Linked DNA regions of Homo sapiens: region 1 is linked to region 2. Evidence: chromatin loops called from intact Hi-C (ENCODE). Cell type or tissue: heart right ventricle. All regions are shown on one strand. Each heading gives the region's core, and the rest is flanking DNA. Links, peaks and the distances in the headings are about the cores only. Region 1 has its middle 6.8 kb from the start of HUNK. Region 2 has its middle 95 kb from the start of LINC00159.

The links. A loop is a pair of places that touch in the nucleus more often than their neighbours do. Peaks named below come from ENCODE experiments on the same cell type or tissue, not always from the same donor. Only the 100,000 strongest peaks of a DNase experiment are listed, where the experiment ranks them.
Region 1: a loop joins it to region 2, with 2.5 times the contacts of the local background. A loop is called at or near these places in 2 of 110 quality-filtered maps.

Annotation. Positions count from the first base shown.
Region 1 is chr21:31,863,492-31,868,874 of GRCh38, forward strand. No RefSeq gene overlaps it. Among named protein-coding and RNA genes, the nearest start is that of HUNK, 6.8 kb to the right of the region's middle. RefSeq lists a silencer at 2,790-2,929. In heart right ventricle, for the core only: CTCF peaks have their summits at 2,737 (motif pointing right) and 2,936; a DNase peak (open chromatin) is centred at 2,760.
Region 2 is chr21:32,178,810-32,184,192 of GRCh38, forward strand. It overlaps a transcript of MIS18A not described here. Among named protein-coding and RNA genes, the nearest start is that of LINC00159, 95 kb to the left of the region's middle. In heart right ventricle, for the core only: no CTCF peak of the experiment used is centred there; a DNase peak (open chromatin) is centred at 2,822.

The sequences.
Region 1 (5,383 bases), core at 322-5,321, 320 kb before region 2:
CACCATGCCTGGCTAATTTTTGTATTTTTAGTAGAGATGGGGTTTCACCATCTTGGCCAGGCTGGGCTTGAACTTCTGACCTTGTGATCCACCCACCTCGGCCTCCCAAAGTGCTGGGATTTCAGGCGTGAGCCACTGTGCCCAGCCTGGCCTGGTATGGTATTTTTTACTAAAACAGATGAATGTAGCCTTTAGGGGATGATATGTGGCCATTGTTCTGGTGAATGCGTTATTTTCCATCACTCTTGAAAGGAAAAAAACTGTTTGCATTCCCTTGACCAGACAATCGTATGTATTTAGTCTTCCCTCAGGTGGTGCTAACTCTCCTACCCTCTGTCATGTGTGATATATAGTCTGAAGAGAACTGGACCTCCTGGACATCCTGCAGAACGGCACCCTGGTCCACTGTATCATGCCTCATGTCAATCAGATATCAGATGGGTGAGCAAGATGCAGCAAGTGTACTGAAGGCCTTGGAAAGACACATGGGCTTCAGATCATGGGAGACAAACCCTAAGTTTCAGAGGCCCATCACATCAGTTGTAGAAGTCTGGTGTTCCAAGGCGCACTGGGGATAAATGTAAAGGATAAATTATTGCATCTCACACCTCCCACCATGAAGAAGGAAGCACAGTGCTGGTAGGTCCCATCGTTTCTGGAGGCGGCATATTCCATATCTGGGAATACTCTTCCTACCCATAGACTGGATTACATGGAAGGCTGCCTCCTGTAAGTAAGGCCCAGAGGAGGGCTCTGGAGTAGATCCAGGCTGCAGTGCAAACAGCCCTTCTGCTTGGGCTGAACAATCCAGCATGCCTTAGGTTACTAGTGATCTCAGAGGTAGGGAAAGGCCACCATGTTCAGTTTACAGAAAGTTCCACTGGGGAATCATGAAGGACTCCTAGGGCTCCGGAGCAACGCCATGCCATCTACAGTAGAAAATTTTACACTCTTCATTAAAGAGCTCCTGGTGTGCTGCTGCTGGACCACGGTAGAGATGAAGCAGCTGGACATGGGACACCAAGTGACCATATGCACCTCCAGAGGTGCCCCGCACAGGCTCATCAGGTTCTAAGGCTAGGTGGGCCCTGCAGTATCCAAGGCAAGACAGAAGTTCTGCATCCATGATCAAATATATCAGCAGGGCCTGAAGGCCCAAGCCAGCTACACTGGCAGCTAGCTCAGAATTCCAGAGCCCCCACCACTGTTGCACCAAGGGTACTCCCTCAACTCACACCTATGGCCACATTTGGAAGGGGAAATCCTTATGATCCACAGATGGAGGAAGAAAAAGTGAGCTTGGATCTTGGATGGCAAATGTGGACAAAAATGGACAGTGACTGCCCTACAGCTGTACTCAGGATGGGCCAGAAAGGCAACATCAAGGGGAAACCCTGATGGGTGGAGCTTCATTGGTGCACCAGGTCATCTACTTGGTTTAGATAAAGAATACGTATCTTCCCCCTTCCCTCCCTCCTTCCCTCCCTCCCTCCCTGCCTTGTTTCCCCTTCCTTTCTTCCTTCCTTCCCTTCTCCTCCTCCTTCTTCTTGTTCATCATCTACTGATCAATGTGTCTATTGATCTATTTTCTATTAATCACCTATCTAGGTGTCATCTATCTCTCTATCTCTTTATCCGTATCTACTAATTATCTATCATCCATTGGTCATTCATTATGTATCTGTCATGTATCATCCTTCTATCTATTGAATCTATCATCTGTTTCTATCAATCATCTATTTATCTATCATCTATTTATTGGTCTGTCTCTTTACTAATTATCTATTATTTGTTGGGCACAGTGACTCATGCCTGTAATCCCAGCACTTTGGGAGGCTGAGGAGGGAGGATGGCTTGAACTCAGCAGTTTGAGACCAGCCTGAGCAACATGGCGAAACCCCGCCTCTGCAAAAAAAAAACACACAAAAAATTAGCCGGGTGTCGTGGTGCATGCCGATAGTCCCAGCTGTTTGGGAGGCTGAGATGGGAGGATCACTTGAGCCCAGGAGATAGAGGCTGCTACAGTGAGCCGTGATGGCACCACTGCACTCTAGCCTGGGCAACAGAGCGAGACCCTAGCTAAAAAATCTATTATCTATCTATCTATCTATCTATCTATCTATCTATCTATCTATCATCTATCTATCTATCATCACTATCTTTCTACACACATGGACTCATTGGCAGTAGCAAATGGCTTGGGCAGTTGATCAGGGGCCTGGAAGGAGGGAAACTGGAAGGTGAGGGTTGAGGAGCAGGCCTAGAATAGTGGCACGCTCTGCATGGCAGTGGGCCCAAAGCCTGCAGATGTGTGTATCACATGCTAATGCTCAGCAGAAAGCCTCCGCCACGGAATGAAAAAGCCCCGGACAAACTGGTCTTTTGACCCATTCACTCTTTGCTTTATTTTAAATGTATCGTTTTCAGATTTATGTCCCAGACACTTTTCGCTCTGATGTAAGAATGCCGTGCTAAGAACAATAACCAAAATAGCTTCTATTTTCGTAGCATATGCCCATAATTTGCCTCATTTTACCCTGGCAGCAGTCCTGGGACTTAGGAATGACAGGGAGAAGTTCTTCCTTTCCAGATGGAGAAAGCGGATGCTTAGAGACAGTAAGAGCCCTGCCCAGGGCCACGGAGGCAGCTCTGGCCTCCGGTCCTGCATTCTCTTCCCGGTTTCTTGGGCCCCTCTGGGCTGCGGAGGGAAAGCAGAGCCGAGTTGACCAGCAGGGGGCGCCGGCCTCTTTTTGTCTACATCTGTCCACCTGGCTGTGCCAGGCAGGCTTCTGCAATCAGCACGCGTGCCCAGTTCTGTGACTGGTGAGTGGGCTCAGTTCCAGGGTGCCCTCCGCCTCACTGCATCTCCACCTGCTGGCCACACCGTAGACCATGCTCTGTTGTATGTGCTCACTTCTAAGTATCCCCAGACCCCTCGCTGCTGCAGGCTCTACTCAATCCCTACTAAGAAATGGACAGGAGTCAGCACCCAGCGAAAGGCTGTAAATAAGCCTCAGCGCTAACAATAACCTTTCCCTCCCTGCCATAATACAAATGTGGAGCTTGTCATCGAGGCTCCTCTTTGAGGCATGAATATTGATCTTTTGCCATATGTCTTTATGATGTGTGCTTTCTCCAGCAGGACCCGGTTTTGTTGCGTTTCTCCTTTCTGCCTTCTCATTTATTATGGTCGTCTGCTTCTGCAACGAGACTCCCTGTGAATTACAAATTTAGTCAACCACAATGAATTTGTGTTGAGCACTCCCCAGGAGCCAGGCACCATGCATAGTGGACTTAACCAAAGTCCCAGCCCTCATGGAGCAGACATTCTAGGGAAGGAGCCAGACAAAAAGCAAAACAAAGAGGGAAATGATGTAATTTGTCAGATGGCAATAAGTGCTGTGAAGGAAAATAAAGCAGGGAAGGGGATAAGGAGGTGGGGTGCAGGGGAGTGGGGCGTAGCCCAGGGGAAATTTGCATCAGAGAGAAAAGGTCAGAGAAAAGGCCCACAGAGAAGGTGACATTTGAGCAAAGACCGGAAGATGATGAGGAAGCCAGCTCTACAGATATTTCTTGGAATAATATTCCAAAAAAGTAAAAAGAGCCCACTGGGGGAGTGGGTCCCACACACAGGTCAGTGTGGCTGGAGGGCAGTGAATAGGAGGAAGTGAGATCAGAGACATGATGGGATGAGGGAAGAGAGATGAGCCCTGCAGGGTGGGATGCAGATTGTGCTGGGCCTGGCAGGGCCATAGGGATGATGTTGGTGTCAGTGTACGATGGGAAGCCACTTTCAAATGAGACATGCATACAAGGGGGAATGGTCCAGATCAGTATGTGTGATGGCCTCTTCCTATAGAATATTTAAAGTTCCATTCCTTCTCAATAGCCTCTATCAGGGATTTACAGGAAGAGACCACACATCAAGACGTCCTAAAGCCCTGGGCCCATCTGTAGTTGGGAGGTGGCAGGTACATTTTTCTTACTGAAATAGCCATTACATTCATCTTTTGGAGACCGATGGAGGTACAACTGTGATGAGTCCTGTGAGAAGCCATCAGCATCTTGTTTGAAGAATGCACCTTTTTCTTCTTGAATATCAGCTCAGTGGCTGCTGGGAAGCAGCTGCCGGAGGTTGGCCTGGTGTCACCATCCGTACACCATCATGCTGCAGTGCCACAACCACACAAAGCTCAGCAACTCCTTCCTCTCCCACATGGACAGATCAAGAGTTGAGATGAAGCTCCGCATTGCCATTGCTGCACATGTACAGTGTACCAGGCATGCATAGGTGTTGGGATACAAAGTCCCTCGCTTCATGGACATTAAATGAGAGAGAGAGAGAGAGAGAGAGAGAGAGAGAGAGAATAAACACATAAACAAGTGAATGCACATTCTTCTGTTAGCTAATGATGAATGACATGAAAAGTTGAGTGTGGTAGTTAGCGACCCTGGGACAGTCTGCCTGATTTCTGATTTTCTGATTGAGAGAGCAGAGCCCTGAATGAAGCAAGAAACTTCAGCAATGTTGAAGAAGTGTGTCATGAACTGAATGTTTGCATCCCCCTGGCCCAAGTTCATACATTGCAGCTGTGACCTCTGATGTGATGGTATTTGCAGGTGAGACCTTCGGAAGGCATTTAGGCTTAATAGAGAGCATGAAAGTGGGACCCTCATGATCCGATTGGTGTCCTTATAAGAAAAAGAAGAGACCAGGGCTGTGTGTCTTTCTGCCATGAGAGCACGTGGCGAGAGCACTCGTCTGTCAGCCGGGAGGACAGCCTTCATCAGGAACTGAATCTGCTAGCACTTTCGTTCTGGACTTCTCAGTCTCCATCATCACGTGAGTCAATTTCTCAGTCTCCATCATCATGTGAGTCAATTCCTTAGAGTAAATCTCTATATATGTATATCTGCTGGAACCTAAATCTTGGATTCCTCAGAACAATAAGAAAGAAATGTCTGGTGTTTAAACCGCCCAGTCTAGGTGTTTTGTTATGGCAGTCTGAGCAGACAAAGACACAGAGGTAAAGCCTTTGAAGCAGGGAAGAGCTTGGTGTCTGGCTCCCAGGAGGTGACAGTGAAGAGGTGGGCAGGGCCATATCATGACAAAGCGCTTGGGGAATCTTTTCTGCAGGGGTCTGTTGAACAGCTTTCGAGTGCAGGGAAGTGATATGATCTGATTCCCATTTTTTTTTTTTTTTGAGATGGAGTCTTGCTCTGTCGCCCAGGCTAGAGTGCAATGGCATGATCTTGGCTCACTGCAACCTCTGCCTCCAGGGTTCAAGCGATTCTCCCTGCCTCAGCCTCCCGAGTAGCTGGGATTACAGGTGCCTGCCACCACGCCCGGCTAATTTTTGTATTTTTAGTAGAGATGGGGTTC
Region 2 (5,383 bases), core at 189-5,188:
TAGTCTCTCCTTTTGATTAAACTCATGTAAAACCTTTTCGATCTGCCCTCTGTGTCTCTTATCTTTCTTCTTTTATCCTTTATTTCTCTCTGCTGCACTTTCAGTAATTTCTCAGCATCTATCTTCAGCTGCTTCAGCTGCTTCATCTGCTGTTTAACCCAACCATTTGAGTTCCTAATCCCAAGTATTATATTGTTTATATTTAGAATGTTAGAATTTTATTAATCTTCCCAGTTCTTTATAATAGTGTCTTGTCCCTTAGTTTTATTTTCAATACTCTCTTTTATTTTTTTAAATATATAAAATATATATATCTTATATTTCTCTTTGCTGATTCCAGTATCTGGAATATGTATCTCAGTGTGATGTTACTGGATTTCAGTTCCCAACCCACACAAGAACTTGAAATTAGGAACTCTCTAGACTTTCTCTTTCCCCCTGTACTCAAAGCGAAGGCCAAGATCACCAAGAATCTTCACTTTTTACTTCTGTGAGACAGGCTTCCTTCTTGGGATTCTTGGCTGTCTTTGGGAGAAGTCCCAGGTTTAGTGGAGGTGAATGGTCTCTGATTCAACTTCACACTTTGTGTGGGCCAAGATCACCTCCTATGTCCCCCTTCATGCACACATGCACACACACACACAAGCACACAAATGCACATATACACACATCTACACTCTAGTCTTCCAGGAGCCTGCAGATGACCCCAGGGTAACCGCCAGTTGCAGCACTGATGTGCCCTTCTAGATTCACACCTAACCTTGAAGGATTTCCCTCGCTTTACTGCCAGATCACCCATGCATTCATTTTTCATCTATTTTATCAGTGTTTTAGCTGCTATGTACTGAGAGTTTCTCTCCAGACATCAATATCACCAATTTTATTGAAAAGGAAATACAAGCTTAAGGGTTTCTATTAGATAAATGAGGAGTAGCCCATTGTTGGGTCAAATGACTTTCTCGAGTTCAGACAATGTCACTCACTAAGGAATGTGGGATAAAAAACAACAACAACAAAGAGGAGTGTGAATGGGGTGGAGGTTGGGATGTTCTCATGAAACTCTGCATACAATGTTCCAGTAATGGAGTTACGAATGAAATCTACACCTCCTAATTTCCAAGGTTAGTCCTTAGCCTAGGCTTTCTGACAGCTCTTTCTTCAGGAACACAGGTAGAATACCGTACCAGAGATTCCACAATAGAGCGGACACAGCCAATAGCCTATTGAACACGGGTGTGTTTCAAAGAAACCCAGAACTGGCTTATCAAGGTGAAGACTTCAGAAAGCCCTAAATTCAGCAAAGTAAGCAAAATGTATTGGGGGGAATTATTGAGACATGTTCCCTCCTCAAGGAACTTCATATACAGACTCACCTAGGCCAGTTCTTCGCTTTCAGACAGGTGAACCTACATTGAAAATACAGCATGGTCTTCTGTGGATCAATTTCAGAAGTCACCCAAGCTGGAACTCTGCTTCTACTGAAGCCAAAGCTCTCTTCATCCAAAAAACAGGACAGCAGCCCAGCTCCTAAGGTCTCTGCTGCCAGACCCCATTATGCCACTTTCATTTCCCAAGGCTTCCCTCTGCAACCCACCCTGCTTTCCGTCTATAGTTGACCATCCTTTTCCCTTCCCCACCAAACCTCCACAGTCCCTCTCTCTCACAGCCCTCTTCTCCATGATCTTGTGAATGCATTGTTGTTTCTAATTTTCACTATCACAGCTGCAATACACGTTCTTGTGCACATGTGTCAGTTTCTCCAGGAAAAATGCCAATGAGTGAAGTTGGTTGATCATAGAGTGTGCACATTGTTCACTTTCCTAGATATCACCAAAGACCTCACCATAGTGGTTTACCAACTGCACTACCAACCACAGCATATGGTGGAATCCTGGTCCTCCATATCCTTGCCAACACATGGTGTTATCAGAGTTTAATTCTTAAGGAGCTTCTCCCTACGAGCCTATCCAGTGAACTACTCCCCTCTGACCTGCTGATGGGTAGTGAATAACACATTTGCACTAGTTCAGTCTCTTCTGAACATTGGATCTTAGAGCAGGGGTCTATAACACTTTCTGAAGAGTGAGCTGAGATCTGTCAATTCCTCCCAGTGGCTGACTGGGAGAAGGGAATGTGATGGTTAATTTTTGGGTCAACTTGATTGGGCCATGGGATGCCCAGATAGCTGGTTAGACATTATTTCTGGGTGTGTCTGGAAGGTTGTTTCCAGGAGATGGTAACATGTGAACTGGCATATAGAATCAAGCAGATGGCCCTCCCCAGTGTGAGTAGGCATCATTCAAATCACTGAAGGCCTGAGTAGAACAAAAAAGCAGAGAAAGGTTGAATTAATTCTGCCTGACTGCCTGAGCTGGAACATCAATCTTTTCCTGCCCTCAGCACTCCTGGTTTTCAGGCCTTCAGAGTCAGACCGGAACCTACACCACACTCTCCAGTTCTTAGGCTTTTGCACTGTATCCCTGGCTTTCCTGGGTCTCCAGCTTGCAGGTAGTAGATCGTAGGACTCTTCAGCCTCCATAATCGCATGAGCCAATGACTTATAATAAATCTCTTTGTAGATACAGATATAGACATTAATATGCTCTGTTGGTTCTGTTTCTCTGGGGAACCCTCACTAATACATGGGGAATAATGACTCTATCTTAGTTTGAGTGAGAGCACATGCCAGTGAGAAGGAGAAATGAGGCTTCTACCACCCACACTGCTTACCAGCATGGGTCTTGGAGATAAGGTCAGAAATAGCACTGACTCTTGAGCCAGGGAAACTGCCCCGCCTGCTGCTGCTGGGACACAGTGCCCAGATAATGGGAACACCAGGTCCTGGAGCCAAAGGGTAGAGAGACATCTGGCCTCAATGATAGATGGCAGGGCAGAGGAGGCCAAGCAAAGAAGGGACAAAGAAACAGGAATGAGGGCAGTGAAAGGCCTGGGAGATCTCTGTGCACATCTGGATCTGAGACATGTGTTTGCCCATCATTCTTGTCAGTGTCAAGAGGCAGCAAAGGGGGCAGAGTGATTAAGCATGACCTCAGAAGGTAGCTAAGCTGAGGTCTTCTACCTACGAGTCCATGATCTTACACTGACCACTTACCCTCTCCCTGCCTCTGGTTCCTTGTTTGTAAAATGAGAATATTCATACCTGTTTATAAAGTTGCCATGAAAATAAATGGGATAATAACAGTAAAATGCTTAGCAAGGGTCTGATGCATAGTGAGGACTCAGTAAATATTAGTTGTTATTCTTATCACCATCATTATTGCTATTTCAAATTATAGCCTATGACCAGCTTCCTTGGAGCAAACCGCAAATCAGGACTGGCATCTTATCCATCAATTCTGATTGATAGTGGTTGTCTGCTGAGGATTCCATGGTCACCCTTGTGCTCATCTGAAAAGAACAGTGAACTGTGATCCATTGGCAATGTCTGCCATGGCTCTAGATAGGGAGCAATAGCAGAGGCACCATGCACTTGATTCCCGTGGTCTACATTTCACAATTTATCTGGCAGGAAATACTGATTCAGGAATGTTCCCATTTTAAGTTTCTAAGAGAGTACCTATGAACAGCATCCCCCCCACAAACACACACAAAAGGGCTGGTTTTTAAATGAGGCCAACTGCACATGGCTCTTTTTAAAACTGTACGGAAAGCAGGTTCTCCCTCCTTTTCTGCTCTGTAGACAATATCCATTTCATCATTCCCGGCTGCTCAGCCACATTCCTGCCTGCAGTGGCAGGTGAGCCTCGGGTGGGCTCGTCATAAGTGGGGTCCACACATAGCTTTCCACAGCTGGAGCTACTAAAGCAGACAGCCCTAGGGTGCCAAGAGATTCACATAAGAACACGGTGCAATAAAAAATGCCTGGGAATCCACAGGCCTGGATTCCAGCTTCAGCAGAAACCCACAGTGTGAAGCTGGGTGGGGCAAGTGACTTCACAGAGGCCTAGTTTCCTGTCACCAAAATAAAAGTCAATGATCTCCAAGATCTCTTCCAATTTTATTATTCTGTTCTAGCAAAGGGAATGCACTCCTGTAGTTACTGTATGTTTGAAAGAGGGAGAAACAGGCAAAGACGTACACGTTAGTAGACCCTTGACTTTCTTGAAGGGGAAGCTCCAAAATTTTCTTAGATTCCCAAATGGCGAAATAGCACTCCAGCCCCATTTCTTCTGGGGATTAGTTTTTCACAATGATCAAAGGGTTTATAAGTATGAAAGATGATATTATAGAAAAGCAAGAATTAGAAAAATGGATTCTGGGGCAGGAGCTGGTCCTGTCTTAGTATCTATTCCCCTGCCCATCCTGCCCCACACACTTGTACTCACACACACCAACTTCTTAGTCCATTGAACCAATGTCATATTTCAATAAAATTATAAATTAGTGCCTATCACGGACTTCTGCTATTAACACTACAACTGTTAAATTCCTCACCATGAGGCAAGCATCCATTGAATACACACATACACAAAGTACCTAGACAACCATAGCTGTGTAGCCTGTTTTGGTAATATGTCATCAAGCAAATGTGCAATTGCTTTTGCCAACAGCTATATACTGAAAACATCATGATAATTTCCCAAAACCATAATGGATTTTGCACCTGTCTTTTCTCATATACAATAAGTATAATATGTAATGATTCATTAGCACAAACTCATATGAATGACTTCTCAGAACCATCCAGGTCCTCTCATCTGAGTGAGAAGTGTCCCTTTCCAAACAACCCCCTCCTTGGGAGTAGCTGTCCTCACTGACATGGTGTGGTCATTTTTGGCCCTTCTCCTTAGAAACTGCTTTTCAGAGCCAGTGAAGGAGTCTCAGAAGGAAACTGTATCCCAGCTGCTGACACACCTTGTTTCAGATCCAAAACAATATTTGCAGATCCATCACAATGACACAGTTCACTTCAAGTCTCAAAAACCATGTATAGAGATTTGCCTCTGAATGGCTCTTTGCTGTTGTCCAAAACCCACATCTACCCTTTATGGAAGGAAGTGGTCACCACTAAGGTTACTGGAGAAAGTGCACCACACCTGAATGCAGTTCCTCGCAGACAATATCAAACATGTTTTAGACTTGGGCAGCACACACACGATCTGTTGATACCATCCTTAAAGGGGCTGTATTTAAGGGAAGGACATTCATCTGCGTTTTTCAAAATACCAAGTTATATATGAGTCTCAGGGATTTCCGAGTCAATTTCTAAACCCCCACTCTGTCTACACCCATTCAGCCTCACCCTCTCCCTGACTCCTGTTAAAGTGGCTGTGTCAAAACAGCCACTTCAGAAAGCCCCCAGCATCACAACTGCCACCTGGGCATGACTGGGATATCATCTGCTTATCATCCCCGCTCAGGA